3 separate regions of the Homo sapiens genome follow, and all the other regions are linked to region 1. Evidence: chromatin loops called from intact Hi-C (ENCODE). Cell type or tissue: Calu3. All regions are shown on one strand. Links, peaks and the distances in the headings refer to the core of each region. The heading gives the core; the rest is flanking DNA.

Evidence for each region. Hi-C counts contacts between places; a loop is a spot of excess contacts. Peaks named below come from ENCODE experiments on the same cell type or tissue, not always from the same donor. Only the 100,000 strongest peaks of a DNase experiment are listed, where the experiment ranks them.
Region 2: it touches region 1 in a loop (4-fold over the local background); 26 of 110 quality-filtered maps call a loop at or near these places.
Region 3: a loop joins it to region 1, with 2.6 times the contacts of the local background. A loop is called at or near these places in 12 of 110 quality-filtered maps.

Annotation. Positions count from the first base shown.
Region 1 is chr6:38,666,241-38,676,589 of GRCh38, forward strand. It overlaps GLO1 (glyoxalase I), which reads right to left. Exons shown (of 6, transcript NM_006708.3): 6 at 9,685-10,349. Among named protein-coding and RNA genes, the nearest start is that of BTBD9, 31 kb to the left of the region's middle. In Calu3, for the core only: no CTCF peak of the experiment used is centred there; a DNase peak (open chromatin) is centred at 5,831.
Region 2 is chr6:38,490,224-38,500,572 of GRCh38, forward strand. All of the region lies in intron 6 of BTBD9 (BTB domain containing 9), which reads right to left. Among named protein-coding and RNA genes, the nearest start is that of BTBD9-AS1, 14 kb to the left of the region's middle. In Calu3, for the core only: a CTCF peak has its summit at 3,922 (motif pointing left); a DNase peak (open chromatin) is centred at 3,918.
Region 3 is chr6:38,028,716-38,039,064 of GRCh38, forward strand. The region is part of intron 2 of ZFAND3 (zinc finger AN1-type containing 3); the gene reads left to right. Among named protein-coding and RNA genes, the nearest start is that of ZFAND3, 210 kb to the left of the region's middle. In Calu3, for the core only: a CTCF peak has its summit at 5,745 (motif pointing right); no DNase peak of the experiment used is centred there.

The sequences.
Region 1 (10,349 bases), core at 1,422-9,421:
AACTTTAAGTCAATGCATAGATGAGGGACTATCAAGAATAGACTTCAGCTGGGCACAGTGGTACACACCTGTAGTTCCAGCTACTCAAGGAGGCTGAGGCAGAGGATTGTTTAAGCCAGGCTCTAGTGCACTGTGATTGCACCTGTGAACAGCCACGGCACTCCAGCTGGGGCAACCTAGCAAGACTCTGTCTCATTAAAAAAAAAAAAAAAAAAAAGAATAGGGATTTCATTTATGCCATTTTTGGAAAGAGAATTGAGACTAACCAAAGGACACATCTTAATTATGTTGAGTGGGTCTGCAGGTGAAAGGATGAGGGATATCAGGAAGGGCTGCAGAATAGATGATTTTACAGCGAGTTTGTAGAGTGGAACCCACAAATCCATGGAACATGTTGATAGTGCAGTTTTTCTCAGTGTGGTCCATAACAAGCATCAGCAGCACCTGGGAACTTGTTAGAAATGCAGATTCTAGGGCCCATCCCAGATCCACAGAATCAGAGTGGGGCCCAGACACCTGTATTTAGGCACACCCTTCAGGGGATTCTGATGCATGCCAAATTTTGAGAACTGTCCATTTAGGAGTGAATGCCTCAAACTAGTCCTTCAGGTGCTATAACTTGCCACTAATAGCCCCATGAAGAGTCCCAAATAGGGTAGTTAGTATTGCTTTTAAACCTACTTTATTCTTGTTTATATTTTGCTTTGCCGTTGTGTCTTAGTTTTATGCACTTTGCTTCCATAGATTATAATATTCTCAGTATAGAATCCATGTCTCATACTTGCAGTCCTCTGGCTCTATAAGAACACTTCATGTGATTGTGTAAGGATCTCTCGATCATGCTGTGCATACCCCACTAAGTCCTTTATCCTATTATTCACATGACAGGATATTTTAAAATGTTTTCTCCGTGCATTTCTATGTAACACAATGCCCATCCCCATTCAGGCAGCTAGATCATGGGTCCAAGGATGTTACCAAAGGAAAAACAAAAAAAGGCTTTGACTTCCAAAAATCTAAATCTAAACCTTCATGCTCTGAGTTGTAGGGAGGGGAGTCAGGAGGGAGAGCCCTTAGGTCCAATGAGTCCCTATGAAGAGATGTTACTTTCTGTTGGGAGCAGGCCCCCCCCAAAATCTGGCCATAAACTGGCCCCCAAACTGGCCATAAACAAAATCTCTGCAGCACTGTAACATGTTCATAATGGCCCTGACGCCCAAGCTGGAAGGTTGTGGGTTTATGAGAATGAGGGCAAGGAACACCTGGCCCGCCTCGGGTGGAAAACCGCTTAAAGGCATTCTTAAGTCACAAACAATAGCATGAGCGATCTGTGCCTTAAGAACATGCTCCTGCTGCAGTTAACTAGCTCAACTTATTTCTTTAATTCGGCCCATCCCTTCGTTTCCCATAAGGGATACTTTTAGTTAATTTAATATCTATAGAAACAATGCTAATGACTGGTTTGCTGTTAATAAATACATGGGTAAATCTCTGTTCAGGGGTCTCAGCTCTGAAGGCTGTGAGACCCCTGATTTCCCACTTCACACCTCTATATTTCTGTGTGTGTCTTTAATTCCTCTAGCGCTGCTGGGTTAGGGTCTCCCCGACCGAGCTGGTCTCGGCAACTTTCCTCTGCACCTGTGGTTTAAGATAAAGAGAAATCATGGAGTCCTGAGACTTAGGTGTCTGGGAATCTAAAAGGAGGGGGTGATCGGGAGCGGGGCTCACAACTGTAATCCCAGCACTTTCGGAGGCTGAGGTGGGAGGATCACTTGAGTCCAGGAGTTCAGGACCAGCCTGGGCAACATAGTGAAACCCCATCTCTACAAAAAAATTTTAAAAATTAACCAAGTATGGTGGCACACACCTTAGTCCCAGCTACATGGGAGGCTGGGGTGGAAGGGTCACTTGAGCCCAGGAGTTTGAGGCTGCAGTCAGCTAAGATGATGCCACTGCACTCCAACCCTGGGTGACAGAGTGAGACTCTATCTCTAAAAATAAATAGGTAAATAAATAAATAAAAATAAAGAAGAGGGGCCTCGTATTTGACTTCCCAAGTAGAACCCTTGGAACTCAGCAAGATCCCTGAGAAGAAATGGCTGTGAAATGTGCCTATTAAGCAAGACCTTTTATAAATTTCATAGAGTTAGTTTCCCATGATCTTGTTTGATGTTAGAGCAACCGATTCAGTGCTCTGTGGGTAAATGTAGAGAAGAAATCTAAGCTCCAAAGATTTCTCTGTATGCCAACATAGCATGGAAATAGCAGAATCAAATAGCAAGGGAGACTTGAAGTAGCCTCAACAATAAGAATGAATGATGGTTTAATAGCAGTCTACAAAGACTTACAACAAAGGACCAAATGGGATATTTGCCATTTTGTCAAATGCCCATAGAAGGGGTCACCTATGGAAGACTAGATGCTCAGTCCCCTCCAACCTTCTAGACATTACAGGAATTTAAGACTACCCAGGACAGGTGTGGTGGCTCACGCCTGTAATCCCAGCACTTTGGGAGGCCGAGGCGGGTGGATCACCTGAGGTCAGGAGTTCGAGACCAGCCTGGCCAACATGGTGAAACCCCTTCTCTACTAAAAATACAAAAATTAGCTGGGCATGGTGACGCGCCCCTGTAATCCCAGCTACTGGGAGGCTGAGGTGGGAGAATTGCTTGAACCCAGGAGGTGGAAGCTGCAGTGAGCCGAGATCGCACCACTGCACTCCAGCAGCCTGGGCAATAGAGCAAGACCCTGTCTCAAAAAAAAAAAAAAAAAAAAAGAAAAGAAAAGAAAAGCAGCAGGAAAAATCCTGAATTTCTTGAGGTTCAATTTCTAACCTCTCAGATAATGGGGGGTGGGGGCTTTAAAATTAGAATAAAATAGAGAAAAATTCCACTTGTTACATTCCTGTGTTTATGGATTATATACATAAAACACTTTTTTTAATAACAAGAGTTTTACTATATTTAAAGAGTGGGAGAAAAAAATCATATTTTGGAGATAAATGTACTTCTCTGCTGACACTAGTGACTTTAAAAAGGAGTCTGTACCACAGTGCCTCTCAAAACTTATTGTGCACACAGATCACCTGGGGATTCTTTGAAAATACAGATTCTGATTCAGAGGTCTGAGATGAAGCTTGAAATTCTTAATTTTTCACCAGCAACCAGGTGATGCTGATGCTGCCGGTACAGGGGCCACCCTTGGAGTAGTGAGGCTGTTCAAAATACTGATGACTCTACTGTGCTGGTTTTCAACGTGCACTGGCTATATTTTCTTAAATAAACACAGGGCAGTACTTGTGCCAAATTATGTCATAGGTTTATGGTACAATTTTAGACTACAGTTTTAAAATGCAAAATGAATATTAGCAACAAAGAAAGTTCCTTCAGAATCAGCTAAGAGAAGGCAGTGTAGATAAAAATATAATGCTAACTTCCTTCATGGGCTTTTACTTACCTGTGTCAACTTAACAACAACAACAAAAGAAACAAAAAACTGGGGCCAGGCACCTGGTGGCTCACGCCTATAATCCCAGCACTTTGGGAGGCCAAGGCGGGTGGATCACGAGGTCAGGAGATCGAGACCATCCTGGCTAACAGAGTGAAACCCGTTTCTATTAAAAATAGAAAAATTAGCCAGCCAGGCATGGTGGCGGGCACCTGTAGTTCCAGCTACTTGGGAGGCTGAGACAGGGGAATGGCGTGAACCCAGGAGGCGGAGCTTGCAGTGAGCCGAGGTTGCGCCACTGCACTCCAGCCTGGGCGACAGAGTGAGACTCCATCTCAAAAAAAAAAAAAAAAAAAAAAAAGAACACAACTAAACATTATCCTTAAATGATTAAAGAAATTTTGCATGTCACTAAATGGAACTTGATCGTTTGGAATTATAAGTCATTTTAACCATACAGAGCTTTGAATAACTTAATATATAAAAGTATCTTCTAAGGCCAGGTGCGCTGGCTCACACCTGTAATCCCAGCACTTTGGGAGGCTGAGGTGGGCAGATCACCTGAGGTCAGGAGTTCGAGACCAGCCTGGCCAACATGGGGAAACCCCGTCTCTACTAAAAATACAAAAATTAACTGGGCGTGGTGGTGCACACCTGTAGTCCCTGCTACTTGGGAGGCCCAGGCAGGAGAGTCACTTGAACCCAGGAGTTGGAGGTTGCAGTGAGCAGAGATCACACCACTGCACTCCAGCCTGGCAACAGAGCGAAACTCTGTCTCAAAAAATAAAAAAAAAAAGTACCTTCTAATCTTTAATATGTTACCATCCTGAATAGAAGTTTGGGTAGCAGAGATGTTGTTAAAATACCTCATTTTACTCAAAAGGTAAAAATGTAAATGTTAGCAAATTAAGCAATATCACTTAATTATTCCGTGTTATAAAAGTGACACTTGTTCATTTTAGAGAATTTGGAAAATACAGAAAAATATAATGAAGGAAATAAAATCATTGGTAATCCCAGCAGCCAGCAATAATCAAAATTTGGTATATTTCCTTCTAGTGATTTCTATGTGTACATGTATCTTTTCTAACAAAAGCATAATGTACATAAACTTGCTTTTTCCACTGGATATCTCATAACCATTTCTCTACATCTTTAAGCATTCTTTAAAGACACAATTTAGTGGTGTTAAAGTAGAATAGATAATATTCTATCATTGTGGGTACTATAAAAGTTAATGATTTCCCAAGTTTTGGACATTTGTTTATTTTTTGCTATTATGAAAAGTGATACAAGCAATAAATTTTCAAGGATACAATATTTTCTAGGATACAGAATTCCCAGAATATCACATTATTTCCAGATAAGATGTGAACATTTTAAGTCTTTATAAAATAACTCGTGAAACTTACTGTAAAATTGAAGTGGTTTGGATGAAGTCTATAAAAGTGCCTATTTCATTACAACTAGAGCAATCCTAGGTACTGGCATTAAACAATCTTCTGTAATATTTTCTTATATATATATTTTTAGAGACAGAGTCTCCCTCTGTCACCCAGACGGTAGTGCAGTGGCAATCATAGCTCACTGCAGCCTTGACCTCCTGGGCTCAAGCAATCCTCCCACCTCAGCTCCCAAGTAGCTCAGACCACAGATGCACACCACCACACTCGGCTAATTGTATTATGTTTTCTAGAGATGGGGACCTCCCTATGTTTCCCAGGCTGGTCTTGAACTTTTGAGCTCAAGCAACCCACCCGCCTTGGCCTCCCAAACTGTTGTGATTACAGGCATGAGCCACCGCACTCAGCCTTTGCTAATATTGATAGGACTCAAATCGATGCATTTACAGTAGAAATTCTCTTAACCAATTTCCACTTAACCTGTTATTGGATTAACCGCACTCACCATTTCCTCAATAAAGAACTGATGCCCTGTCAGGCTGAGTAACTATAACCAGTTGGCCACTCTGTGCATTTCTACTTCCTCAGATGAGTTACTTGTCAAGTCGATTGTGTCTACTGCCAATGTGCTCAATCCAATCATCCTTGTAATTTTAAATATATAATTTAATTAAATATTATATAAGGCAATAAAATATGAGTTCATGTAAAAAGAAAATGAGTTTATGTAAAATATGAGTTTTTGTAAAACAAAGTTATATAAAAGAAGAACACTCAAAGGCAAATACCTAAAATAAATTCCTGAATTAGAGGCAGGAAAAAAGCATCTGTAAATAAGGAGGAAAGCATAAAATTAGGAATTCTGTACTCAGATTTCTTTATAAATGCTTTAAATTCACACTCTAAGGAAACTTGAATTGGAAATCTTAGACCAGTGGTTCTCAACAGAGCAGTACTGACCCCTAGGGGTTACTTCGGAGACTTGTGGGACATTTTTGGTTGGGTTTCACTATTGGTATTTAGTGGATGGTGAGCAGGGATGTTAGACATCCTGTAATGACCTGTATAACTTTGGAAAGTCCCACTGAGTATTCATATAGGTAAAAAGCCTACTTTTCCCCTCAAGGAGATGGAGCATAACTCCCCCCAGCCAGTGTGGGCTTTACATAATGAGTTTCTTCCTCATCACTACCACTGCCAGGTGATTAAGGTTAACATAGTAAGATCAGGGACATGTCATGTTGATAGTATGTCCCCTTGATGTGACAAGAGCACTTTGTCTCTGTGGTATTCCTCCAAAAAACAATAATCCCAGTTTTATCATGACAAAAAAAATCAGAAGATCCCAATTGAAAAACGTTTTGCAAAATACCTAGTGAGTACTCCTCAAAGCTGTCAAAGTCATCAAAAACAAGGAAAGTCTGAAAAACTGTCACAGTCTGGAGTAGCCTAAGGATACATGGTGACTAAATGGAATGTGGTTTCCTGAATGTCACCTGTAAGGAAACAGCAGGTAAAAATGAAGGAAATTGGAATAAGTATGGACTTCAGTTAATAATATCAATATAGTTTCATTAATTGTGATAAATGTCCCACACTAATGTAAGATTTTTAAAATAGGGGAAACTAGGTATGTGGTGTATGTGAATTCTGCACTATCTTTGCAACATTTCTGCAAATCTAAAACTATTCTAAATTTTAAAAAAGAATTAAAGCCTGCTTTTTATTATCTGAACTTACAACTTGTATCTTACTTATTTGCATTTATAATTTTAATATTTGCTAGGGAAAAAACTATTCTATAAACAAAAAAGTTACTCTTTTATTCGAAACTTTAGCAAGAATTGATCACCATTTTGGGAAATATTTCCAACATAACATCATGTTTTTGAGTCATCAGTAAAATGCACCTGTTATGAATATGTATTTAAATTTGTAAAATTATAGCTCTTCATGAATCATAAATTCAGTCTTTATTTAAAATATCAAAGAGTGTCAACAATACTCTGATGTTTTCTTCTTCCATATGTAAGGGCAAGCACCTGACTACTCCATTGTCTTCTAGTCTATGTGGGCACTGACATACTAAAATGCACAATTTTATTGCAACCTGATTATATTTCTCCTTCATATTACCATAAAGGTATTGACTGATGTTTCTTCATGTCGTGCCAATAAGTAGGTTATATCATGTGAATGTCATTTCAGGATAGTGGATGTGATAGATATTATGTTACAATGTTATTATAAACAGGGTCAGCTAAGTCTAATATGATTGAGAACCACAATCTCAGACCTAAGCTCTGAGGGCAAGAAATGTTTCATTTCTTACAGTACTCTGCACCTAATATCTAATTCTCAATATCTAATTTGACTCTGGGTGCGGTTTCTGTTTACACCTACCCAGAAGCCCCTATTTGCTCCTCCATTCTGGCAGTCTCAATTCTGATTCACTGTCCACCCTCATGCAGCCAGCTTGGGTAAATACGATCCATCTAAGTCAGAGTGTTCCCACCCCCTTGGCCAGTGATTAGACAGGTAAGTGACCCAGTACTGGTTGAGATATGACGGGAATTTTGCTGAGGAGCTTAGGGAAAGGTTTTTCACTCCTTATCAAAGACACATGAGGAATAAAATGATATTTTCTTTCACTGGACATTTCTATTAGTCCGTTCTCATGCTGCTATAAGGACATGCCCGAGACTGGGTAATTTATAAAGGAATGAGGTTTAATTGACTCACAGTTCTGCAAGGGTGGGAAGGTTTCAGGAAACTTACAATAACGGCGGAAGGGGAAGCAAACACATCATTCTTCACAGGGTGGCAGGAAGGAGAAAGGGGAAGCCCCTTATCAAACCATCAGATCCCGTGAGAACTCACTATCACGAGAATAGCATGGGGGAAACCACACCCATGATTCAATTACCTCCCACTGGGTCCTTCCAATGACATGTGGGGATTATGGGAACTTCAATTCAAGGTGAGATTTGGGTGGGAACACAGCCAAATCCTATCAACATTGTTGGTCTACACATGATACCTAGAATCATGGTAGGCATCTTTGATCATATTATTGGTCCAGTGAGAAAAAATGCTAAAAATGACAGGATGGGAAAGATGGAAATAATCTGGGGTTCTTGTTATCTCTGAACCCTCTACCAACCCATTTTATTATTATTTTTGAGACGAAGTTTCGCTCTTGTTGCCCAGGCTGGAGTACAATGGCGTGATCTCAGCTCACCCCCCAGGTTCAAGTGATTATCCTGCCTCAGCCTCCCAAGCAGCTGGGATTACAAGTGCCCACCACCATGCCTGGCAAATTTTGTATTTTCAGTAGAGACAGGGTTTCATCTTGCTGGTCAGGCTGGTCTCAAACTCCTGACATCAAGTGATCCACCTGCCTCAGCCTCCCAAAGTGCTGGGATAACAGGCGTGAGCCACTGCGCCTGGTCAACCAATCCATTTTACAATCTCTTAAGTGCTGGCTTTTTTTCTTATTGCCAATAGCAAGCATCCTTACTAACACTCTTCATAATCAGTTGGATGGCTGAGGATTATTTATATATACTGTACTATGGACTGAATGTTTGTGTCCTGCGGCTCCCTTCCATACATATGTTTAAGCCTAATTTTCAGTGTGATGGTATTCGGAGGTGGGGCCTTTGGGAGGTAATGTCATGAGGGTAGAACCCTCATGAATGGAATTAGTGCCCTTTTAAGAGATGATTTATCTTGGATGTGTGAGAACACAGTGAGAAGGTGCCTGTCTACAAGTCAGGAAGTGGGTCCTCACCAGACACTGGATCTGCTGGTGCCTTGATCTTGGGACTTCCCAGCCTCCAGAACTGTGAGACATAAATGTTTGTTGTTTAAGCCACCCGGTCTATGGTATTTTTATTAAAATTGCCTCAACTAAGACACACTCTATGCAATCATGGTCAAAATACTGTGTGGGAAAGCCTCAAGTGATTCCCTTTCAGCCATCTGCTCTTCATTCAAACCACCTGTATTATAATCATTCTAGCCTTAGCTATGTAGGGCTCATAGGAGACTGACTTGTTTTACATTGACCATGATCATGGAAAATAAGAAAACTTACTTCTTGTGACCTACTTTGTACTTTCGTACAACTTCTCAGGTAAGTGAATTTGGAAGTGAATTGTTCTTTTCCCTAACAAGGCGTAGTGTTACCATATACAGTTGTCCCTCGGTGTATGTGGAGGATTGGTTCCAGGACTGCCCATGGATACCAAAATCTGTGCATACTTAAGTCCCACAGTTGGCATATGAAAAGTCAGCCCCCTTTGTACTGTATTTTCAACCCACATTTGCTTGAAAAAAATCCCTGTATAAATAAACCAGTGGAGTTCAAACCTATGTTGTTCAAGGGCCAACTGTACATTTAAAAAAAATGCATATAGGAATGAATTTAAAGAATGAGCAAGGGCTATCTTTTGGCAAGTTTTACTCAGCAAGTGGAGAAGGCTTCTTTCCTTGGAAATAAAGCTTAAATTACTGAATTTGTGAATGTATTAGCCCTCCCGTTTGTCAGTTCTAGCACTCAACATGTGAAATTGGTCTTCATAAGTTCCTTACCTTTTGATATTCTTCTGTTTGCACTTTATCTACCACAATCCTTTATTCCGTATTCACTTTCTTCTTCCCACCTTTCCCACACTCCCTTATCCATAGACACTACCTGCTTTACGGGCTGTACAGAATCACAATTGTTCTCTCTTCAGAATGAGCCTACAAGCCTTTTCAAATCCTTTCAGTACTCACTAAGGGGAGTTGTTTTTTTTTTTTTTTAAAGAAAGAACATGATGGACAAAGGTTTACAAATTAAACATAGTCTTATTTGAAGTTTCATTTTATTTCAGTCTATAAGTATTGCTATTTGTTTAAAGCACTCACATAAATCCATTTCACCCAAAAAGGAAACATAAAGTGCTTCTAGCAGTACAAGCACGGTTGGCATGGCCTTTCCAAAGGTCTTCCACTAGAGTCTAGAGAAATCTAAATATAGTCATCCACAAACTGGATGTTTTTATTTTCTGAGCCATTAGAGATTTTCAAAATCACTTTGATTTTTAAAAACTCATCAAATGTGAATCATGGCGGGGAAGACCACTGAGCTGATTTCTGATAACTAAGTTATCACTGAACATAATTTATCATATATGGCTACTGGCATCATGAAGACCTTGGGATAGGGAAGACTCTTTATGAGAAATATAAACATCACTTGTGTAGGAATCACCAGGTGTCCCTAGAGCAGTTTTGTACTAAAGACTTCTAGTGTTTACTCCCTCACCACGGTACTCCAGCCCAAGAGCCAAGAGCACAATGGTCAAACTCACTGAAGGTTTTTACAACAGGAAACCAGTGGAGGTATTGTGAGGTACTACAACTTTGAGGCACAATCTAAATACTAAAAATGATTATGAAATCTTGAGTTGAGCTGATTGATGCCCTCTTAAATCCATTAATAATCCATGA
Region 2 (10,349 bases), core at 788-8,787, 180 kb before region 1:
AAGTCCTTAGGCAAATCTCCCATTCTCTCTGGGTACCATAACCCTCTGTCAACAAAATGAAAGGTATGGACACTACACTCTCAAAAGACACATCCATTTCTTTTTTCTTTTTTTTGAGACAGAGTTTTGCTCTGTTGCCCAGGCTGGAGTGCAGTGGCGCAATCTCGGCTCACTGCAACCTCCGCCTCCCAGGTTCAAGAGATTCTCCTGCCTCAGTCTCCCGAGTAGCTGGGATTACAGGTGTGCACCACCAGGCCTGGCTAATTTTTGTATTTTTAGTAGAGACCAGGTTTCCCACGTTGGCCAGGCTGATCTCGAACTCCTGACCTCAGGTGATCCACCCGCCTCAGCCTCCCAAAGTGCTGGGATTACAGGTGTGAGTCACTGTGCCCGGCCGACACATCCAGTTCTAATGCTCATTCTTATTTGACATGTGAAAGAAGGGAAGTCAGTGCTAGATGTTCCAGGCTAGTCAGAATCCACAACCCCAGAGAGACCTGTCAGTGAGAAGAGGGAAGAAGGTGAGAGATGGTAAAAACGAATGTCTGACAGGAGAAAACTTGCAGCCCTTTTGACATGTGGCTTATAGAATTTATTTCAAGTAAATCAGCATGATCTGGAAAGTCAAAGGCAGCAGAGAACCAAAACTGAAAAAGGGCTTACTTCTAGTGCATAGATTTTTCCCAGAAAAGGCACCAGGTAATCTGACTGTGACTTCCTCTAAGCCAGTTGGGGGATTATAAATGTTGGATATGGGCATAAAAGCCAGAATAAAAAGATCCAAAAGGGATGTGGATGACAAAAGTGGTACAAGTTTTGATGTAAAAGGGAAAAGCTGTTCATGAGGGTCATCATGTTGAGAGAGATCTCTTTGAGGGCTGGTATAGATCAGATCATAAAAACAAAAGGGACAAAAGACAACGAAACTCAAGCATAGGAGAAGAAATGGTCTCAAGACAGTTTGGCAGGTTTGTAGTACAGATGAAAGTGATGTCCTCTGTCCCGTGGAAATACCCGCAAACACAATATCGTGAAATAAGAATATGTGCTTTGAAGTATTAAGGTGCTGGCAAGAAAGGCAAGGTGTTAGTTACATAATAGTGGCATTGTGTTGTGGGTGCCACCAACAAAGCCCTGAGTCCAGGTGACACAGGGTCATGAGAAATCACATTAATGAGCTAAAGTCCTTACCTACCATTGCTAACTAACTAGTATTTTATTTATGTGTATTTAACAATTATTTTTTCTTGCATAAATTAAGTAATAACACCTGTTTTCTTCACTTTATTGCTACTTTAGTAGTTATTTATCCTTTCCATTTTATTTTAGCACTGATTAAAACATAAAATGTCTTTAGGAAATGTTATGTCCTAATTTATGGTTTATTTTAATCTTAGCAGTCAAACACTGATGACATTGCATCTCTTTAAAAAATTAGCCTATTATCACACACCAATAAATACATTCTTTAAAAAAAAAATCTCATTCTCAAATGAGAAGAAACCACAAAGCAATGAGGCAATGAAGGAAGAAAAACAAATCCTGAGTCTTTCACCTGGCCCAACAGGGTGTATTAAGAGTAATTATGGAGTGTATTAAGAATCATTAAAGTAATATTTCCTTGGGTTTCTGTGATGAAGGATGGCTCATCTGTTCACTTCCAATACTTAATTTTTTCAAGCTTGCTGTCTTTCATGTAAATAAAAAGGAAAGAGTAACTTTCCTTTTCCAAAAAACACAGAAGGGCAAAAACTACACTACAAATAGCTTTTACCCTCAGGCTCAAAGTTCTCAATAAATTAAATCTCCATTATTGTTTACTCTGTTGTGGATACAACTGAAAAAAGATTAACCGGGTCCCACTTTAGAGATGAGAAAATGGGCCCACAGAAACAGCCTAAATCAATCTATAATACACAAAGAAACAAAGGCCAGCCTTTCCATCCAAAGGCCTCTCCTGGGATCTCGGTTCACAGTCTCCATTCAGGGTTCAACAGCACCCCTTCAGGACTGCACCCTAAGTTTTTAAAGGAGGGAGATGTGCAGGAAGGAACACTGACCAGGAGCAGGTAACTGAAGCTCAGCCCTAGCTTTAGCCCATGCTATTTCTATGATCTTGGGAAAGTAATTTTCATCTTCCTATGGCCCCATTTCCTTCAATATAAAATGGAGATAATATTTACACCTACTGCCTCAGTGTTTATAAAGTTCAAATGGAGGAAAGGGCTCTTTTCAAAATACAGGCCACCTGTGTTATTTATGAATTTAAAATAGAAGAATAAAGCAACTAAAATAATGATTTTTAAACTTACATCATCCTCTCATTCATGAATTTCATAAACTCATCTCCTTAAAGTGCTACATGGCATACATGTAAGAATAAACATAATTTTTTATTTCAATTATTTGTTTTAATCAACTAAGAGAACTATTTTGTGTGTATGTATAATATTGACATTTTATGGTAAGGAAAATTATAATGTGGCACAAATAGCATATCAATTCTTTTCTTAAAGTGTTGATAAACCAAAAAACTGTCAATATGCTAATAATAAAGTTGCATTTTGCTCTAAATTAAATGTACACTTTCGATTTAAGATTTTATTCACAAAATAAACAGTACCACTGCATAAAAAAATTACATGATGATATAAAATACTATGTGAAGGAGTTGGCAAATTATGTTTATAGCTGTTCTTTAAACCTAGACAATTCTAATCTAGAATTCGATCTAAAAATAAGATACTTCTGCATTTTTAACCCTTAAAAAATTGTCCATTCAATACTACTCATTAAAGCAAAAAAGAAAAAAATTTTTCAACTTACATACAAAAATTCCATGAGTTTTAAAATAATAAGAAAGTGTGCTATAACCTACCGATTACTTTGAATAAAGGATATTTATCAACAATTACACTGGGTAAAAACGTTCCTTTCTCTGAAACCCTGGAGGAGCAATGTTTAATGAGAAAGAATTATTTATGCCTACAAACACAGAACTGTAATAGGTAGTTTTAATGTAACACATCACAGCAGTAGATGCAGGCGGCCAGAAACGTGTTACCTGGTTTTGACTTATACCCAATTTCCAAGACCAGACTAAGACTTTGTAAACAGCAGGGGCTTTTAGTTTTGTTTTTCCTTATTATTGATAGTGGATGGCAACAATATTTGTGCTGACGGGGTCTTTGGGAGGAATACTGAGGTTCTCCCTTTTCCTGAGGAAAATGAGGTCTCACTCATCTCCTATTTGCCAGGACTAGTGATCTCAGCACATGCTTTGTTCTTTTTTCTCTCTGTTTAAGTGCTGGTAGTAATTTAGTGATTTCAATCATTGCTACATTCATTTTGGAATAATAAAGTGATGTTAGGAGATTCCTGTCATTGCGAAGACAGGTTTTAGGAGGAAAAGGATCTATAGTTAGTCAGTTTTGCTACCAAGAGTAGCCTTTGGTACACTGAAATCAAATTAACTACAAAAACATCAGGGATACGTGTGGGGATGGAGCTAGCTGTGGGGAGATGAGCACTGAACCCAAACCAGTCTGGGCCAGAGGAAAACTCTACAGTCTCATCATGCAACAAAACAGGGAAATTGGTTTTAGCGTTTTTAACTTTAATTAGTCACATTAATTAATGCTAAAAACCAATGTTAACAGTATATTATTTTCATCTAGTTAAATAAAGGATTACACACATTTGAGTAAATTACACAGCATTAAACATTTCGATAACTTGAAATGAAGCCATTACTGTCATTCAAACAAGTTTCCACAGCTAAAGGCTGAATGTTAAGTATGAACTGATTTGGCATTACAAGAATATAAATCCTTTATCTTTTTACTGAGAAGAAAAAATGAAGAGATTCGATGACTTCTGACTTGAATAAGTGGTTTGCAGTAGCACAGCGCCCTCCAGTGGCCAAATTTCAAAATGCAGTTTCAAAGGACAAAGTTCAGTAGCAAATCTTTTCATGTTGAATGGTGTTAAGCTGGTAACATTAGCTCCTTTTTCTTTTCTCTTTTAATATAATTGTTTATCTCAGCACATATTTTCAATATCAAACCATTTTTCTATTGCCAAATTTCCCTCACCAAATTAAAATTCTTCTATTCAAATCTGATTTGTTTTCCCTCAGAAATATTCTGAAAAGTAAAAAAGAAATCAAAGCGAAACAAAACAAACCTAATGTGGACACAGACAACTGCAATGAGAGGGAATTCTCTATACGCCTCAGATAATGGCGAATGCCAGCACTAGAGTAGTAGTAATGAATTCTTAAGTGTTAAAATCCAAACTCCAGAGTAAGATTATACAAATTATGGAACTCTATTTTGCCTGATATACATCATGATGAGTACATATGGTGAGTTCAAAGTTGTAAGCATATCTTTTACTCATTTTTTCTATATGTGAACATTTCTGTTTTTAAATAACAGTATAAAAGATTTCACTGTATGCACATTCTTTCACTATTACAACTCCTATTAAAATGGATCCAAATATTTTTCTGTGGAAGTAGGAAAAGATAACCCTTTGGTTACCTTTGCAGATTACCAGAAAAGCTCCCTTAGGCCAATCTAAAATACTCCTATTCTTGAAAAGACATTGATTTCTCACAATGAAAAGAGATCATAATTCCACTTTTAATAACTACTGCCATAGAGTAAACACTTATAATATTCTTGGTCTGCCAAATAAATACTGCAAGGCATCTGGGGGCATACAAGCATTGCCCCGGATCCTATACCAAATAGTTACTAGGTAGCATGAGGGAGTTTGCTATCAAAAGGATAATAATAACTAGCTATTTTTTCCCTTTTCTGCCTACCCAAAGAATAGAAAAGTTTAAGCATGTTTTAAAGAATCATACCTTTCACCGAAACCGACAAAGCAACTCTATATAATGTCAAGAACAATGGCTGTGGCCTTGCATCTTGTTTCCACCGCTACAGATCAAAACAGGCAAATAACATCTCTGTGTTTCGTTTCTTCATCTATGAAATGAAGATAATTGTTCCCATCTCATGGGAATGTGGTGAGGATTCATTGTAATGATGCAAATGAAATAACTAAGCCTGACTGCCTGAAACTCACACGGGAGATCTTCAAAGAATGTTAGTTCTCTTCTCCATCTATTCTTACCAACAAAAGAATGCAGAAGACCTATTTTCACCAGAAGGAGGACTGGAACCAGAGTTAGCAGGTATGGAGTCACATGGGTGAATCAATAAAACCCACTCAAAATTTCATCTATGAAAAACCTGTCCTTCTTTATTATACATTAGAAGACCCAAAGATGGTTCTGGAAGCAAACACACTGAATTCTGGAAAGGGGAGGAAAAGGAACAGAATTGGCATTTGTTATGTGCTTCATGTGCTACTGGTTGCACCCAGCTTTTCTATACATAATCGTATTACTTAAGGCACCACAGAACTCTATACAGCAGTTAGAACTGTGATGGAACCAGTGAGGCTGGCTTCCTCTTATCCAAGTATGACTGGAGGACAGGGCTCAAATGACCGTGCAGGTGCATCTGGGCGGGGGGGCGGGGGTATAACAATGAAGAGGAGGTGCAATAACAGCCCCGTGGGGATGATGACAGACAGAATATGCTCATGAATAAGAATGTCTTACTTATCCCATCTTAATTACTTTCTTCTGTCTCTTTCTTCATGTTTAAGTATTAAGAGCAGTGAGGTGGTAAGAAATGGTATGGGAGTCATATCAGAATCCTTTGGAGAGAAGAGATGGGCACATGTGTCATCTAAAAAAGCATTTTCAAAATTATAATAAAATACACAACATTTGCAAAGCAGGCTTTCTGCCCGTTGTGACCGTGAAAACAAAGCAGCTGAAGAGGCCTGATGTGAAAGTGACCTCCTCTGTGCTCTGTCACTGGCAAGAACAGGAAAAACACTTGGGGCAAGCAAGCCAGCCCCACTTTCACACATGACTCACACGACTGAAGGAAAGAAAGGGCATCCTTCTCAGGCTGTCACTGCCTTCTTTTATTACAATTCTTACTTTTTATAATATTTTAAATAATATTAAAGGAGATGTAAGATTTGTAAGTTTATCAAAGAGACATGAGTTTTTAAATGTTGAGAAACACATTTTTCTAAAGATGCAAATCAGCCAGGCGCAGTGGTTCACACCTGTAACCATAGTACTTTGGGAGGCTGAGGTGAGAGGGCTGCTTGAGCCCAGGAGTTCAAGACCAGCCTGAGTAACACAGGGAGACTCTGTCACTACAAAAAAAAAATTAAATTAAATTAGCTGGGCACGGTGGCACACACATGTAGTCCCAACCACTCAGGAGGCTGGGGCAGGAGGACTGCTTTAGCCCAGGAGGTTGAGGCTGCAGCAGGACATGATCACACCACTGCACTGCACTGCAGCCTGGGTGACAGAGCAAGACCCTGTCTCTTAAAAAAAAAAAAAAAAAGAGAGAGAGAGATGGAAATCAGCTTCAGGAAAATGAGAGGGTAAAGGGAAAAAGGACTCAATGGACAATTTTAAAAATTCGGGCTTTTGGCTAATGGTCATTCCAATTAAAATGCAAATGAATGAGGCTTCTAGCTTTTGCCAGCTTGCCAAGTACCCTATGACTTACTAGTGGCAACAGCCATCATGCCTTCCCTTGCTACGTTAGTGTCTAAAACAATGCCCTAAAAGCTTAAGAGAGCTGGTGGCAGACAGCAAAGTAGCCAGGGCCTAGCCACATGCTCTCACCAAGATCCACCCTGAAGGTGAAAACTTTCAAGCAGGGAAGCAAAGGTACCAGCATGCCCCCTTATCAACATGGGAAATACCTTTTTCTCAAAAGACAAATGCCACAATACAGAACTATGACCATCTAGCAAGCAAATGACAGATGGGTCTAGACACATAAGGTAAAGGACAAAATTGGTTTTGGTGACTCTCTGAATATTCATGGAATCTATAAAAGTCCAATTCTTTTAGGATGCAGTCTGTTAGAAATGAATATGCAACTGTACCAAATAAAAACAGTGTATTTCTCAAAATGCACACAGGGAGGGGACTTTTCCCACCTCCCACTGCTGTCACAGGCAGTTGCTGTATACGATCTAGTATTATCTGAACTGTATATTGATTTGTGATTTATATTCTCTAATGTAGGTCCCAAGGATACACTTTTTTTCCCCAAACTGTACTTCCTCTGGAATTTCACACATCACAAAAGATGCAACATTCAGTAAGATGTTTCCTAACCATAGCATTAGAACGGGCTAGCTCTTCAAAATGATCAGGTTTCCCGGACCCTACACATGGCAGCAGTATGGAGTCCCTTTTTGCAAATTTACCAGTTCATGATATGGAAAGAAAGAGAACGAGAAAGGCAGTGAAGGGGAGGAAAGGAGAGAGCAGAAAAGATGAAAGGGAGGAAAAGAAAACTGAGAAGAATAAAGTATTCAGCAAGAAGGAACTGATGTCAAAAAGGATGACTACTTACAACTAGACCTATTAACAATAAAAACCATTGTATGGTAGAGGATTTCCAAACCTTGTTGCTACAAAACTCCAACTACTGAGCAACCATTACAGCAAGCAAAGGCTTCAGAGCTGGCTATTCTCTCAAGTCCCAGGCAGAACCGAAGGTATTATTTTAAGTCTTAATTAAGCAAGCTAGGCTACAGTCAAACTGCAAGCAACCCACTGAGGTAGCAACAGCTAGGTTTATAGAAAGAGGTATTTAATAAGAATAATGTGTGTTAGGCATGCTGAAAAATGGATTTAAGGCTGAGATGCCCCTTGGTCTCAATACTGTTATGTTTGAATCTTGTTGGCTTTATGGAAACAATAACTATAAAGTGTCTTTCACATTAATAAGAATTTCCAGCACAACCAACATCCAAGTGATTCCCAACAAATTATCAGACACAGAAATCTGATCATTTACAAAAGTGGTTTACTGTACAAATTCAGCTGCCTGACGCACCTGTCTATAATATCTAAAACCAAATCCAACCTATCCCAGTTTTTCCACAACTAGGTTGTTCCAGGACTGGTGAGGTATCAAGGATGAGTCACAACACCAGAGCTGGACTCTGCCATCCACACTCCATGTTCATGGGCAAGAGAATGCTAAGCATATTTCTTCACAGACTGTACTAAACAGTTCTACATCACATAAGCTAAATTTCTTTCATTATTTAGAGACACATATATTTCAAAATTTGTATGGTTCTATCTTTTTCTATCTAGTACTAAAAAAAAAAAAAAAAAACAAGGCAAGAAGTAACCCAGAAAAGGATGTAAGAGGAATACTAGCTTTTAAATGCCTTGGCTCAGAAGTGTCCTGTATCCCTTCCACTCATAGCTCGTTGGCCTGGGCAAGTCACAAAGCCCAAATCCAATAGCAACAAAGGCTGGGCAACATAAGGGGACACATGAAACCTGTGGTGAGCACCACTATTTCTACACACCATCCAATTTCAAAATTATTTGATTCTAAAACCCAAGAAGCCCCGGACCACTCCTCCTGTAAGCGTCACTATCCACACCAAGGATGTGTGTACCCTCTACTTTGGTAACCCCCCACGCCCCACCCCAGTTGATACTGAGGCAGACCTCAGTTCTGTGTTGATTTTCTCACAAAATTACATTCAAAACAAATGGAGCCCTAAAGATATAAATTCCACAGAACAAAGACCTGTACAATCAAGTTAAATCCCCACACATTTTTATCCACATCAATTATGTGTCATTTAAAAGAAAGAAGCCATAGTAATGAATGATCTAACATAACTGGAGTCTAAACAATGCCTGTCAGCAACTGCGAGAGGTTCATCTTTTATAGTTGGTCTTTTGCTGAGCCTATTTTCGTCCGCTTTCTTATTTTCTCTTTAATTTTGCTAAGTGAACACTATTTTGACAGGAGGTTAAGCAATACACCAAAAAAAAAAACAGAGAAAAAATATTAACAAATTAAGCACTTTTGTCTCATCCTCCTCAGCACACTGCCAAGTATTGCCCATTGTACACTGCAGTCTCAGAAAACACTGCTCACAGGGACCGCCCGCTCTGCATTCAGCACACAAATCACTCTGTGATCACATGCATTTCTCTTTATTTTTAAAATCTCCTCATTGTTGCCCATGGCACTTGAACACTATTATTACTAATCCAGCTACTCCTAATAATAGTATTTAAGTAACTTGTCATCTTGGGAACTTTATAGACAATAGCTAATTAATTGTCAAGCATTTAATGTAACAGGATTCTAATCTCCAACCTCTGAAGCAGGGTATTTATTTGTTATAATGGTAAAACTTCTGTTTAAATTGCTTATTTATGCAATATATATTCTCTATCATCTCAATTCTAATTTTTATATCTGCTTTGTAAGTAAAATAAAGAATCCCATGCAGAAAGACACAGACAGTACACTTCACAAACAGTAATGAATCTCTTGTGACTTCTTTTATTCACACTACAATAGATTCTATATTACCATGCAGAGAAAAACAAAACAAAACACCATAGATTATTTCCCTCGTTTGCTCACAGTATTCTGATAGCAACAAGAACTTGAAGGTGCAGCATGCTGTCTTAGGACTGTGAGTAAATACGATATTCTGTTGACATCTTGTTCCTGCTTTCAAACAACCAGGTATGTTACATATGAACTGTCAGAGCGCTGAATAAGTTTTCCTGTCTAAATGTGCCCACATTCTTTTCAGAGACGTCATCTTAAGCTGAGCTCCGTATCTTAGTTGAATACTGCAGTTAACAATTTCTTAACTTGCAATAGTCATTTCAAATCAATATTTAAAAGGTATAATCATTACTACTTGTCTGCTAACCTTCCCCTCACACACACCATGCATACTTTCCATGTGGCAATGGAAATGGTCTGAATCCAGCAGAAAATAGAAAGGTGTCAAAGAAAGAGAGATAGAATCTCTTTCTCAGGCCCTTAATGAGGTCTCCAGAGCCAAAGGCAAACCAATAACAAATTGTATTTTCCACATATTGGGGGATGGAGGGGGGAGGAAAAGGCAGCAGAGGGGTGGTAGTAGGGGGGACCTGGAGCTTGTCATCTGAAATTAATTGAATTTAGCCATGCCAAGAAAACACTGGTAATAAACCCTCCCCATCTAAATTAAGGGTTTTATACCATGAAAAAAAATAAAAATTTACGGCAGTAATTTCATCTGGGTTTTTCAAAAAGTGCTTGCTGATTTTCTTGTACTCAGTAGAAAAATCCCCAAGGAGCAATGCAGACTGCAATAAGGCAGACTTCTAAAAAGATACCATTTAATTTCTCACTCCTCCCTTTGCACTATTACACACTTCCACTTTTCTCTAACTCAGTATTAAC
Region 3 (10,349 bases), core at 887-8,886, 640 kb before region 1:
TTCCAAGTTGTAGCTCTTTACCTTGGCTTGAAGTGATTCTGTGGGGTCTTGGTGTGGCTTCTGGTTATCATGGATACATTTCCTGTATTCTATGTAGAATTCTATTACAGAGTATAGCTAGGTGACTTGGCTTTTTCCTTTCTTTGTGAAGCAAGGCATGGTGCAGAATAGTCCATTCCAAATCAAGCTCTATTTTTTGCTTGTAAGAAATTGTTTTAATGACTTCTGATTAAATGTGTTTTCAGTGAGGTTGACCTTGTCTCTCATTACAGAATCATGTCTTTCTCGACTGTCTTGATTGAACTTTACATAATAACCGGTGGAAGAAAAATAAGTTAGTAGAACCCAAATATTCAGTCTTGGGCATGCACAGCTATTTTAGTTTTATCTGAACTCTCTTACCTTGATAAAATGAAAGTTTGTAGAAAAGCCATTTAAAAGTCCATCAAGCTTCTTTACTCATCTTATTTAAATAGTACAGCTTATAAAACACTTTTGAAATGTCTCCATCAGGCCATATCTACAAACGAGTACGGGTGGGTGGCCCTTCTTTCTGACTGCTGATCTCAGGGTAACCAGAATAAATTGATTATACAAATTTTCAGCCTTTGGATTTCAGGAAGAATAGCTATTCTGATTTTCGTTTTATGTTTTGACTTTATTTCTACTAAATCAGTTTCTGTATTACTAAATACCAGCAAGCAAAGCATTTTTTAAAAGTTGGGTAATGAAATGTCTTCCTTGTGATTTCTTTTCTTTCTCTTAAGTATTCATTTGGATCTCTCTAACACCAGTGAAACAGCACAGCATTTATGGTTGTAATTGGCATAATCTCAGGCAATGACTAAAGTATGGACACATAGCCAAAACATATAAAGAATACCTACATATTAATTGAAGAGACATTCCCCCTCAAAAACCTTATAGATAAATAGGCAAAAATTTGGGTACTTTAAAAAGGAGAGATATTCATAAACACATGAAAAATATGTGTAACCTTTAGTCATCAGGGAAATACAAAGAAAATATGAAGCGTTGGTGAGGATGTGAAGTAACGGCAATCCTCATGCATTTCCAGTAATCGTATAAATTATCGTCATGTATTTTATCTTTGCATATGCTTTAAACACACAAAACATTGCTACTATGTTTGTTTTAAGCTTTTACTGATTAGAGCAAATACAAATAAGAAAAACATAAAGTTTATATTTGCCTTAAATTATTCTGTATTTAGTGCTTTTCATTTCTATGTGTAGATCCATGATTCTGTCTGGTATCAAATTTATTCTGCCTTGAAGAACTTTCTTTAGCATTTCTTGTTATGTAGTTCTGCTGGATATATATATATATATATATATATATATATATATATATATATATATATATAGCCTGAGAAGGTCTTCTTTTCATGTCTAATCTATCTTTTATTTTTCTTTCCTTTTCCTTTCCTTTCCTTCCTTTTTTTCCTTTAAAATTTTTTTTGTTTTGTTTTGTAGAGACAGGGTCTCTCTATGTTGCCCAGGCTGGTCTCACACTCCTGACCTCAAGTAATCCTCCCCACTTGGCTTCCCAAAGTGTTGGGATTACAGGCATGATCTACTGCACCTGGCTGTAAATATATGCATATATTTTTACCACAGTAAGCACTGTTTTTTTCTCATTATAATTCAGTTTGGGTATTTTCTATAGCTGTATCATCAAAACATACAAAATATAGAGCAATTCACACCAGTACTTACTGTGGTAAAGCTCACCATATGGGACAACAGAGAATTGGGGAACAATCATAATATAGCTACCCCAAACTAAAGTATTCAGAGAAAAGGACACATTTCATTCCAAGAAGCAGTGATAAGACCAGCAACTGATTGTTCAACAGAAACAATGAACTCCAGAAGGCAGTAGGAAGACATCTTTAAAAGGGGAGAAAGAAAACAATTGTCAAGTTATAATGTAAGCACAAGGAAAATACCCTGCAGAAATAAAGGAAAGAAGACATTTTTATCCAAACAAAAACCAAGGGAGTCTATGACCTACAGGTCTGCATTGAAAGAAGTACAAAAAAAAAGAAAAAAACTTCATGGGGGTAAGGGGATGCCAGACAAAGTGGTAGAAGGAATGGAGAACAGAGGATGAAGTAAAATTGTTGTTTAAATGAATGTTGATTGTGAAAACTAACAATTCTAGTGTCTTCTGGAGTTGAAAATAGATGCAAAACCACAATGGATGGCAGTAACATAATGGAAAGAGGGCAATAAATGGTGCAAAAGCTTGCTAGGGTTCTAAGTTGTACCTGAGATGGGGTAAAAGTAATTTAAATAAGAATGTGATAGATCAAGGATACAACCAGTGGAAAGAGCCAACCTTTCTTAAGGTTACGTAGCCAAGATAGGACCCAGGTCTTTCTGTATCCAAGGTGCTGCTTTTTTCACTACGTAGTTTTTTGTTTCTTCTCCGTTCTTGGTGCTACTACCTGTTTGTTTGCCTCTGTATTTGGGTCCCCTCTTTTTCAAAAATACTTAGTTACTCTGTAATCACATACCTGGATTTTGCTAGAAGTTTCTTTCACCTTCTGACTCATCTCCTCAATACTTAATAAAGTTTCAGATTCATCTTCTATACTACTATTGTCATTAAGCCATTCTCCTGATCTTCAGCAGATCTATGTTTTATGCCTTAAACTTTTATCTGTGACCCCACTATGCTCAGCCATTTTCTTACTTTGCCCTTCGGGAAACAACAAACTCCCTTTAGCATGTTCAGTCCTGTCCTCAATTCATTATATACTTGCAAGCCTGTCTCAGTTATGGCATCTTTCTTTCGTGCTGGAGGAAAGTTCTCAGACTTTGGAGTCCAGTAGACTTGAGTACTTGTATCCTGACTCTATCACTTCCTAGCTTTGTGATTCTGAGCAAATTTCTTAACCTCTAGGAGCCTTAGCTTCTCCAATTGTAAATGAAGATATTAATAATTATAACCGCCTTAAAGTTTTGTTGGTTAATTGAGATAACACTTAATTGCCCAGTAGAGTACCCACGTAGCCATTTTAATACCTTTTAATGTATCTCCTTTGTTATGCATATGTAGACTCCAACTTACAGTTTCATATTCTGCCCCTCCCCCCCCGCCCCACGCTGTCCCAGGGTCTTGCTGTATCACCCAGGTCCTTGCAGTGGTGTCATCATAGCTCACTGCAGCCTCAATCTCCTGGACCCAAGTGATCTTCCCGCCTCAGCCTCCCAAGTAGCTGGGACTACAGGGGTATGGCACCATGCCCAGTTAATTTTTGGATTTTTAGTATAGATGAGGTCTGGGTCATGTTACCCAGGCTGGTCTCTAACTCCTGTGCTCAAGTGATCCTCCCTCCTCAACCTCCCAAAGTTCTGGAATTACAAGCGTGAGCCACCATGCCTGGCCTGTATGCTGCATTTTTTAATGTATTATGAGCATTTATCTATGTTACTATAAGAGTGCTAGTAATACTATTATAGATTACTGTAATATAATCAATATAATAGTTACAAGATTTATATTTTATAGCAAAGATAATATTTGAAAATGTTCTTAATGGTATAATCCTAGGCTAAAAGGACGTATTATAATTTAACTATTTTATCATTGAATATGTCAGTTGTTTGAAAGTTTCACCAATAGAAATAATTTTGTGGAGAACATTTTTGTCAAGTCTTTGAGACAGTTAAGTTGTATCAGAAATGTCATTTGAACTCTGCTCAGTGGTCATGGAGCTGTGATAGGAAGTGTCTTTAGTGTCAGAGCAGATTATAGGAAGACATGGACCTCATTACCCAAAAGAGAATAAAACTCTGAGCACCTACTTTACTTAAAATGTACTGAAGAACTCTTGGGAAAGGTAGAGGTCTAATTGTTTTCAAAGGGCATTTGATAAATATCTTCATCTCTTTATTAAAAGCTAACATTAAGAGCAGCTGGGAGGAGTTGATTATCTAATAACTGTGGAGGGGAATGGTGATCAAGCAAAGCACAAAAGAGTCCCTGAACTTTATTTAGCTGAAGTTGTGCCTGCACAGTAGATGCCATGTCTTATCTTACCATGAACGTAGAAAACTTCTTTGCTTATAATTAGCATTTCATTGATTTGAGTGGTGTGTTTGAAATTGAATTATTATTATTTATTCAAATCTAGGAACTAAAATGTAAAGATAAGTTTTGGTTTTGTGTGTATGAATGTACTATGCAGAGTCCATGTTGCTACTCTGTATAAGACCCAAGCCTTGATTGCCTCCCCGGAATGCTAATACAAAGGCTGTCATAGTTACTTTGTGGGCTAAAGCTGTATCCTTTAGGAAGGCAGTGAGAAACTTACTGAAAAAAAATGGAAGCCTGCTAGCTGAAAAATTTAAACACATTAACCAAAATGGCTGCAAGTAAACTCTTATCCAAGAGCTAAATTCCTGAGAGCTGTTTGAAATAATTTATTTAGACCTGTAAGAAGATCAGAAAGGGGTTGGATTTAGTTTACTCTCTCTAGAAACTAAACATCATATAATATAGACTCTCATCTATAATGAGAAGGGATGTTGTATTCAGGAATAGGCTGGAAAATATTAATCCAGCTTTTCCAATCTTCATTATTTTTTTAAAAAAGGAAATTTTGCCTTTCTCTGTGTAAATCAAGTTGAAATGTTTCTCTAGCTAGAGTTGATGTCATTGCACCAGCCACTTGTTTGACCTAGTTAATAGAACTTATATTTATTGCAACCTTCCCCTCGTCACCTCATTTTAAGACAGGGGTTCACAAGGAATGGCCTGCAGGCTGCTTTAACCAGGTAATTAGAACAGCATGTGTGTGACAGCTAGTAGTTTAAAGCAGTAATTCAGCTGTGTCTGAAAAGATTATTCACCTTTCCATTTACTCATTTCTCTATTTGTACTGAATTTTACATGCCAATCCACAGTTTTCTATGTCAGTGCCTATAATTGACTGTACTTGTTACATAATTAGCAACTGTGCCTTGAATTGAAACTCCTTCTATCTTTTGTTTTACTGATAGCCAAGAAGCAGGTAGATTTTCATGTTCTCTCTGAAAGCTTTCAGGGATAGCTCAGTCAGTCAGTCAATCACAGGGTATCTCTATGACAACTCTTGTGACATTTATTTAATGGCACTTGGCAAAATAATTAAAATTAATAGCTTATTTAAACAAGCAGAGTTAAAGCTTTGTTTAAAAGGGTACTTACTGTTTCAAAATAAATTTTATTTTACAAATGACTTAAAATTCTAGAATTTAAAAAGACTTCTAATGAAAAAATATTTTCTAGCTTGTGCATTGATTTTCTAACCTTTTGTCCATTTAGGGATCTGAAAAAAAGTGGTAGTACAATGTTGGGCTTCTTAAACAGTGATTTCCTCAGCTTTTTAAGAAAAGCCTATTATGTTTTACATTCAGTTTCATCTTTTGTGTGAACTTAAATGTGCCAGATTGCATCTACAGTGTTTTTATTTAGTGGGGCAAACTAGTCTCTTCCTTTTCTCTTTGTATGAAGCTTTTACCTTCTCCACCTCTACTCCAACCCATGCAAGAAATGGAGATGTTAAAATGCAAGAAAATAATGCAGAATAAGAAAGGATAAAGTCCATTGGGGTTGGCCTAATATACTGTTGCTAAACCTGCTTTACTGAAAAGCCGCCTGATATATTATACTGGGATGTATCACCCTTTGATAGTTATTTTATTAGGAAAAAAGTATTTGCATTTCCAGTTCAAGATATAAGGAGCATCTAAGAAAGAACTACTGCAAAGCCAGCAGAGGGAGCACATCATGTGTTTGCTGGCTTGTCTTGAAAAATATGCAGTATCTTTTGAAAGATTCTTGACCAATGTAACTAAAAATAAACAAGATCATTTTTTCCAGTGTGGCTTCAAAATTAATATTTTAAAAAGGGGAAGAAAAAAAGATTCTTTGTCAAAAGCTGATAATGGATCTTCTCCCCAAATAGGGACTTCTAGGCATTTTAAAAAGTTGATCTAGACAAAAGAGGAATTAAGTTGAGTCCTCAGCAGGAATTGTAGCTTGTTCATTGAATGGTATTTATTTTCCCATAGGCCTTTTTGATTAATACTTCAAATTTGACTTTTAATTTGATACATACAATTGTTCTCATACCACTTCCCAAAAAGGGTTTTATTTTTATTTTTATTTTTTCTAAGTATGGAAATAGCAGCACATAAGAAGGTTCCTATTACATGTATAGGATTGTTGATGGTTGTCTTGCTTCTAATTTGTGCTGTTAAATAGTCACAGTTTACTGGAAATTTAAGTTTTTACACTTCCTGGGCCTAGTGTAAAGTTGATTTCCTGTTGAGCTTTCGGGGTTCATAAATATAGGCCTGCTTTTCTTTCTTGGTGGCTTTTTTGATGCATGGGATTATGGAAGTTTTATACATGCATTAAAGTTCTTTTTCCTTGGTGAACTATAGCTGAAGTGTGTAACTCGAGAGCAGTAAGAAATACTTAAAAGTATTTTGCTTAAGAAAATATCTTCACATGTGACATCCCGAATCTTCTATTATGTTTCTTTACTTTGCAGTCTCATTTTCAAAATATATTATCATAGCCAAGGCATTTTTCTCTAAACTTCTTTTTAACAAAGGGTTCCCTCCTTATGCTGCTCTAATTTTGCTTATTCAGGACGTGTCTCACGGTTTCTAAGCAACCAAGATAATACATATATAATAATTGTGTATTTTAGCTTTGAAAGTCTTAAAAATAATCCTCAAAAAGGGAGAGAGGGTGATTTGTTTTCTTAGGTACCCATGTTCTGAGTTATCAATATTGTTTATATTTAGACACTGACGAAATAGTAAACTTAGGTTGCTTAATTAGCATATGGGAGATCCTCATTAATGTAATTCTCTTATTGTACTTAATACAAATTCCTGCCTTTTCTTTTTCTGTAATATGAACTGTTGTGTAAGCAGTATTGAGTCATTCAAGAACTCAGCAAACACCACTAATCTAGGAAAGGTGCAGATTCTATCTCATATCCATGTTTTAATTTTCTAGAAATTGTTTAGGGTGGGAATTTCTAGAATGCTGGTGTGTGGAGCTTGGTTGACCTTCTAGGTGAAAAGGCCATTTAGTTAAAATTATTTAAAGCAAAACATTTAAAGTCTCTGGAAATTGTCCTAAGGGCACACAGCAAATGGAGAAATACTTTCAATAAAGTCTACTAAATCTCAGTAAGAACTGGAGACCTTGTGGCATTTGAGCCACAACCAGCTTCCATCCATTACCTCTCCCAGCTCCATGTTATGGAAAGTCTCCTCCAGGAGAGTGCAGCCAAGAATTCAGGGTCCCCTCTCTCCCAGACTCTTGAGTCTGTTCTCCCTGGCTAAAGACAGGACAGAATAATATATTCCCTGAAATGTGATAGCAGTTTCCAAGCACCACATATTTTCATTAGTAAAGGGTGAAAATCTAACTGGCTAAGGAAGCTTAAGCACTACCTTTGACCAGTAAGAAGTTTATGTGAACCCAGGGGTGACCCCTAAGAAGCCAGGCTGAAAGATAAAAACAAGGAAAAAAATCTGAGCAGGGACATCAGAAGCTGCATACTGCAGGGTAAATAGGCTTCACAGAATTATTCCAGCCAAGCCACTAAACAAACAACAAGCAACACCAGAACAGGGATAGGATAGGAGAGGAGGATAGAGGGTACATAACCAGACTTGGTTGTATTATCTAAAATGTCCAGTTTTCAACAGAAATTCATGCAGAAAAACTAGAAAGTGTGACCACCTACTGGGGATAAAAACAGAAAACAGAAATTGCCTTTGAGGGGGCCCAGATGTTGGATTTAGACCAAGACTTCGAATTATAAATACATTTCAAAATTAATGTAATTATAAGTAAATATAAAAGAGGTATGATTACAGACTCATCAAGTAGAGATTATCAATAAAGAGATTATACAAATAATCCACATAGAAATAGAGACTTAAGAAACTAACTTGACAAGCATGTTTTTAACATGTAAATACTAAATATATGAGTATATATTTTTTATTAAAAATCTTTTTCTTTCAAAAATTTTAACAGAAACAGGGTCTTAACTATGTTTTCCAGGCTGGTCTCAAACCCCTGGTCTGAAGCAATCCTCCTGCCTTGGCCTCCCAAAATGTTGGTATTACAGGCATGAGCCACCATAGCCAGTCTTAAATACATATTTTAAAAGGTAAACCATCTGAAGAGATATTCAGAAACTGTAAAATCAGAATTTATCTTATATATCAGTACTTTTTCATTTAGTTCTGCTTATTTTATGTAACACACCAAGTTGCTTCAGAGTTTGAAAAATGTCATGTTCTAAATAGGATCTAAACTCTAGTCATATATCCTGCCAACTCAACACATTCTTTGAGCTACTCAATCTTTTAGTGAATAGAGAATAGATATCCCTTGGCCATGTCTACCTTAGAACCTCTTAAAGGTTTGTAAGGTATAATGAATGGGTAAGTACACACAACGTAACATAACAGGCCATCAGTGGGAAATATTTTTAGTGTTATTTGAGTGACAACCAATTCGTGGTGTAGCCTTCTTATTGTCTCCCTGATGTCTGATACAAGCTGGCAATCAGCAGTTCAGTAGAACAGAATTTCTGGAAAGGGTAGTTGAGTTGTAAATTCATGTCAGAGTTCTGGTTTTAAGAGAAGTATGACTGCTAATTTAACAAGCATTATAATCACCAATCCGTCACCATTTCAGAGGTAGATGCGTATGTAACTTCTTGATAAAAATTTTTCCATGACTCGGATTGCGTGTGAACTTGGGTGACTGAAAAGCATTTAATTGATTGAAAAGCATCAGCTAACAGGTAAAAGGTATACATGCTTTAATGTAGGTAAAGCAAACAACTTATTCATGCCCAGAGTAGGAGACATAAGCAGCACTTCCATTGGGATGGGGCCACACAAAGGGTGCACATCCACGACTAACTCCTTGATTGGGCTGAAGACTTCTTGGGCCCTTTAAAAAGGCTCACCTTTATCATTCTAATGAAAGGCGGGCGTGTAGGTTATGCGCTGTTCTGGAGACCAGCCAAGTGGATGCCTGTTCACCAAGTAGAAATAACTGATAACAATCCCATCATATTCCTGAATGTTTACTGCAAAGTTGTATGAATCAAAGATTAATTTTCCATGCTGCACATTTTTAATCCTTTCTTGCAGTGAGTGACTTTTCCTTCACATGATCTTGGTATGTATTATATATGAGGGGGTTATGTGGAAGAAGAACGTGAGCTAATTAGCCAAAGAACAGAGAGATTGGAGGGTAAAAGCATTAAGGAGCCACACTCAGCTCCTTCATGGCAGTCTGCGTGTAGGGCCTCCAGGGCTGCTGTGCGGCCCAGCAAGTCAGTCTTCAAGGATTAATCAGCTGGCCCGAGGCCTCTAGTCTTTCACATCTTCTCCTGTCCTTCTCTTAGCCATTGAGATATTGAATACCCTAAAAGTAGAAGTAGCTCTGTTAGAGAGCTTTGTTACCCTCTAGCATGTTGACGATACATTTTGCTTCCTCCTCTGTGGTAAAGGCAGAGATGATGGATGCAGTGCAGCCTTTTGATTGCAATTAAAAAGGAGATTCTGCTTAGCATGGTGGTCAATTAGCTCTTTATGAAAAGGATTCTGACCTTTTATTTCATACAGATATTTAAAAATATGTGAGCCTTAAATGAATCTTAGCAACTAAAACTGAAACAAATGTACCATTTTAATTGGGTTTGGAAATACTGTACAAGATAAATTGTTTATAAAATGAGATATTTTTAAATGGCAGGGTTCACCTTAGGCCCCCAGGAGGATATTCTGAGGCAGGGTCTCTAAAGACATTCATATAGGAGAATGAAAGTCGTTTCCCCCCCGCTTTGGTGCTTTATTTTATTTTTTTTAAGAGAGAGAATAAAAAGTTTCTGGCATGAGATGGAAGATTCAGAATTGTCACCTCTACCTTTTCATGGTCAGTAGACTTTCATAGTCATTTGTCTTTACCAAATAACTTTAGTCTTCAGATGTTTACATGTCATTTTAGATGCAAAGATCTTTGAAAGCAAGGCATACCAAAAAGGAGCTGAATCTATATCATATAAGCGGCTTGGGGCAGCACTATCTCTCAGAAGCTGTTGGATCCCATCCTGAAACCTGGTTCATTTGAAGCTCAAGCTAACTGGGATCTGGCTGTTTTGCTTTTGAGAAGTAAAACTACGGAGGTTGAAGTAAACAGGTTTGGTTTTAAGTATCAGATAGGTTGGAAATAAACCTAGATCACATTTCTCAATCTGGAATCACCATACTATACTGTTAGTG